Regions from separate parts of the Homo sapiens genome. Here region 2 is linked to region 1. Evidence: read pairs that join two places in POLR2A ChIA-PET (ENCODE). Cell type or tissue: A673. All regions are shown on one strand. Region 1 overlaps XRCC5 (X-ray repair cross complementing 5). Region 2 overlaps RPL37A (ribosomal protein L37a).

Region 1 (2,500 bases):
ACAAGTTACACAATTCACACGATTCAAGTAAGATGATGACTGATGACAGAGATTAAGACAAACATTTGGTTTAGGTACCAGTCTTAATCATGTGCCATACATTTCCCTGTTAATTTTTTGTTGGAAAGTTTGGTTTTGTCACTAGCTTTTTAAAAAAGACATACATGGAAATAAAAATGTGTTTCTATTTTGAGACGGAGTCTTGCTCTGTCGCCCAGACTGGAGTACAGTGGTGTGATCTCAGCTCACTGCAACCTCCACCTCCCAGGTTCAAGTGATTCTCCTGCCTCAGCCTCCTGAGTAGCTGGGACTACAGGCGCGTGCCACCATGCCTGGCTAATTTTTTTTTGTATTTTTAGTAGAGACAGAGTTTCACTGTGTTAGCCAGGATGGTCTCAATCTCCTGACCTTGTGATCCACCTGCCTCGGCCTCCCCAAGTGCTAGGATTACAGGTGTGAGCCACTGTGCCTGGCCTAAAAGTGTGTTTCTTTTTAATAAAATAAATGTCATCAACAGACTAACAGGAACAAATAAACACTAGATCACAGAATCTGTCCCTGGATATGAAAGTTTTATTGTGTCTTGGGGTAAAGATGCATGTGCTTTTCCTTTGCATTTGTCCAAGGCCAGAATCCTTGGATTTTGATGCTCCTTCTTCCCACAAAACATAGAAGATACTGTGTATTGAAAGGGTGTGATTTTTCATAGAATATAGGCTACAGAACAGGGCTGGACTTTTTTTTTTTTTTTTTAAGAAGCCGAGAGCCTATGTTTATATAAATATCCTATGTAATTAAAAAGAAAAATACAGTTAAATCCCAGAAATAAAAGAAATTTAAATATAGAAAAATATATAACTTATCAATTGAATGTTTCCAAACAGAAGAGTTTTAGCTTCTGTCAGGCATTGCATATCTCCAGCATACGTTTTTGAGAACATTTTGTTCTGAAAATTTCCTGTTGGCATTTTTCTCTGTGGGTCTCTAGGTTTCTGAATAATGTGTTCTTATGTTTACAAATCATGCTGTACTTTAGTCAACCATGGTTTATCTTTGGAGGATAACTAGTACGTTAACATTTGCCAGATTTTTTCTTTTAGGCTGGGTAATCATTGAGCTAACTAGATTGCAAAATATGCTACTTTAAAAAATGTAATTAGATTTTAATCATCTCTATATTGTATGTGTGGTTTGTGTATCTGCTGCTGCTTTTTCACCATTGATCACAAGGGGCAGTCATCTGATTCCAGGGAATAGAAGATGGAGGCTTGCTCTGGCGTGTGCGTGTGTTGTTAATGTATGCATGGAACTAATTTCAGCTTGTAGAAAATGAGGCCCCATATGCTTAACAGATGCTCTTCTCTTTTTCTCCAGGGTTCCGCTATGGAAGTGATATAGTTCCTTTCTCTAAAGTGGATGAGGAACAAATGAAATATAAATCGGAGGGGAAGTGCTTCTCTGTTTTGGGATTTTGTAAATCTTCTCAGGTATGATTGTGAACAAACTAAATGAGCTTTTTCCTAGCTGTTATTTGAAATGGTATGCTTTTGATTGGTCATTTTATTTATAAGGTATATTTATTTCACTTTTAATTTTTCTAAAATGTAGTCTGGGGGTTAATGTTGCCATGGTATGTATTTTATACATTGGGAAACTGAGGTTCAGAGCCGTTAAGTAAATCTATATGAGCATAGCAAACTAAAAATACAGGATGGTTTTTGAATGGGGAATGGAAGCGGAGATGAGGGGTATTTGAATTATGTGGGCCTAACCCTCATCCCTTTGAGGTTCAGTCTTCTTGAGCTGGTATTATGGTGAAAGTGCTCATAATGTCTCAACTCTAGAGGTGGGAGGGCATAAAAATGCATGAGAAACATTGCCCAATACAGCACATTGCATGTTCTTGAAAATAAACCGCAGGCTCCAGATTTCATAGATCAGACAAAGTTGATCTTGGTAGATAAGTGCAGGTGGTTATGATTTTCAGAACTCTTCAATACTCATTTTCTAATCTGGTATTAGTAGAGCTGTCTTGACCCCTCTTGATACTGTGCTAGATAAGTTAATTGAATTTAAGGGGGTGGGGGGAGAGACATGCAGTACTTATTTTTGATTTAATTTCTCTTTCTTTCAACCCTTCCCCTCTAAGTCTTCACTCAAGCCTCTACTGTTCATCAGTGCCTCAGTGTTACTCTTAGGAGGAAATGCAAACCACTTAGCTTTGTTTTTAGGAGACTTCATCATCTGATCTTTGTTAATCTCTGTAATCTAATTTTTCACCTTTCCTCTCACACAGTGGCACTGTACTACTCCAAGAGCAGTTCTCCAAATGTACCATGCTTTTACAGCACTCCAGACTTCTATTGATACTGTTTTCTCTGCCTGGAACGCTTGTGCCCAGACTTTTCTCTTAGTTCCTATTTGTCCTTTTAAGTCTCGACTTAGGTGTCACCGTTTGCAGAAACCTTCCCTGATCCCTCATGACCAGGCTTGGTGCCCT
Region 2 (2,500 bases), 370 kb after region 1:
CTTACCTGCCTCTTCCCATGCTAAAGATGGCCCACCTTCGTTTTGTTATTTAAGCAACTTCATCCCCTGGCTTGTTTTCACAGTGGTTTTCTGAGCCTTTGACTCTAAGTCATCTAATTGAACATTGTGTTGTGATATAAAAAGTAAGTTAGGCTTGTGTTTTTCACCAGGCCATTTCATTGTATCCTAACTAGGCGGGTGGCTGTGATAAATGTACAGATTAGCCAATACAGAATCACGTCTAATTCCAAGTTTTCTTTTGGGTATGAAGTTGAGACATGGGGAAGCTTGAGCTTTGTTTTGTCAGCAACAGGTGAGGTGGAGAACTGGGACTGAAGGGGTTTGGGGAGGATCTGTTTAAGATTGGAAAAAATACATCAACTTGGGAATGTAAGCAACTAGAACCAAGCAATCTGTACAACGTTTTTACTGTTGGCTGTCTTCCTCTGGGAAACTAAAAGCCATTTTGTTGATAGCACTTCAGGTCAGAATTCATCAACAGGGAATGGAAACATTGTTTATATGCTTTGGGGTACATCAAGATAAGTTGAGGGTCAAGTTAATGTCATGCCACAATCAACCCTGTATGTCAGGGCCCTTGAGAGCAGAGTAGTGTCGGGAGAGTGGGTGGTATGGTTGACACAAAGACCCACAGGTATTTTTATGGGTTCACTTAATGAAGCAGGGGCTTAGTTGAGGGTAGAGACTGTTCATTAAACCAGCCTTTGTTGACCACTCCCTGCAGTATGGACAGGACATGATCACCATCCTTAAGTCCCACTATAGCAGGGGGGAAACAGTATGCTTAATTAAGCTTAATTATAAACTCTTTGAGTTAGAAAACTGGTGAAAGTGTTATTTCCTCCTGAAGTAATTATGTATATATACATGCCAATTCCAATCAGAATGCTAATTTTTCTTTTTAACCCCAGAGCTGTGCAAAATGTTTCTCAAATTTATTCAGGAACATAAACAACAGTTGGAAAGGACAAGAACTGTCTCCAGCATAATGGTTAAGAATGTGGAGGCTGAGGCAGGACAATGGTATGAGCTGAGACTGCACTGCAGCCTGGGCGACAGAGCAAGACTCCGTCTTAACCAAAAAAAAAAAAAATAATAATAATGTGGATTCTAGAGTCAAGCAGGAGTTATTTGGTTGTTCTGCTATACTAGTTGTGTGACCTTGGAGGAATTATTTAATCCTCTCCTGAACTTCAATCTTTTTTTTTTTTCCCCCGAGATAGAGTCTTGCTCTGTCGCCAGGCTGGAGTGCAGTGTCATGATCTTGGGCTCACTGCAACTTCTGCCTCCTGAATTCAAGCGATTCTCCTTCCTCAGCCTCCCAAGTAGCTGGGATTACAGGTGTATGCCACCACGCCCGGCTAATTTTTAGTAGAGATGGGGTTTCTCTGGCCATGTTGGCCAGTCTGGTCTTGAACCCCTGGCTTCAGGTGATCCACCCGCTTCGGCCTCCCAAAGTGTGGGGATTACAGGCATGAGCCACCGTGCCGCCTAATCTTTTCATCTGTAAGATGGATATAGTAGTTTTCCTCTCAAACAGAACAAATTAGTTAAATTTGGATCTAGAACACTTATAGGTTCAGGAACTGTAGATCTTGGAAAGACGAATAACACTTTGGACATAATGCTGTTTTTCAAAGATGGGGTGGTGGGTGGGTGTTGGTGGGTGTTAGAGGGTGCTATCAGGCCAAAGGAGAAGGAATCAGGAGGGAAACTGCCTATGGCAAAAGCATGAGTTACGATGTCAGGGGAAGGGAGACAACAGGGTTCAGGCCAAGGAAGCCTTTCTGTTTTTGGCCCAAGGAGCGTCAATAAGATCTTTGAAAATACTTTGAAGTCATTTTGTGTGTGTGTATGTGCATACACACCTGATTTGTTTTATTTTTTATTTTTATTTTTTGAGTTAGGGTCTGGCTCTGTCGTCCAGGCTAGAGTGCAGTGGTGTGGTCTCAGCTCACTGCAACCTCTGCCTCCCAGGCTCAAGCCGTCCTCCCACCTCATCCTCCCCAGTAGCTGGGACTACAGGTGTGCACCACCTCGCTTGGCTACCTTTTGTATTTTTCATAGAGACATGGTTTCACCATGTTACCCATGCTGGTCTCAGACTCCTGAGCTCAAGCAATCCACCTGCCACAGCCTCCCATAGTACTGAGATTACTGGCATGAGCCACCGTGCCCAGAATATGAAACACTTTTGAGGTTCAAATCTCTTTGGAATCTTAGGATATTCCTTGTAAGAGGAAGGCTTATTTTCCTCTTTTCCATAGGATCTGCCTTTCCTGTTTATATTGTCTATGGGAAATTGTTGTATGGGCCTGTTTGTCATGGGTTAAATTGTAGCACATTTGTGCTAAGGATCAAATAATACCCTATTTTCTCAGGGGCTTCTCTTAAGTATTTTAGTGTAATTTTTGATTACTTAGTCTCTGGCTTACTTCAGGCTGTAGAGAAAATGAGATGTATTGGCTGCATTTGCACA

The links. ChIA-PET counts read pairs that join two places held together with the same protein. Peaks named below come from ENCODE experiments on the same cell type or tissue, not always from the same donor. Only the 100,000 strongest peaks of a DNase experiment are listed, where the experiment ranks them.
Region 2: POLR2A ChIA-PET joins it to region 1 with 5 read pairs; 2 of 35 experiments call an interaction of 5 or more read pairs at or near these places.

Annotation. Positions count from the first base shown.
Region 1 is chr2:216,129,501-216,132,000 of GRCh38, forward strand. It overlaps XRCC5 (X-ray repair cross complementing 5), which reads left to right. Exons shown (of 21, transcript NM_021141.4): 9 at 1,375-1,487. Among named protein-coding and RNA genes, the nearest start is that of XRCC5, 21 kb to the left of the region's middle. In A673, a CTCF peak has its summit at 1,231; no DNase peak of the experiment used is centred here; H3K27ac peaks cover 412 bases.
Region 2 is chr2:216,503,921-216,506,420 of GRCh38, forward strand. It overlaps RPL37A (ribosomal protein L37a), which reads left to right. Exons shown (of 4, transcript NM_000998.5): 4 at 1-166. Among named protein-coding and RNA genes, the nearest start is that of RPL37A, 6.3 kb to the left of the region's middle. In A673, no CTCF peak of the experiment used is centred here; no DNase peak of the experiment used is centred here; H3K27ac peaks cover 653 bases.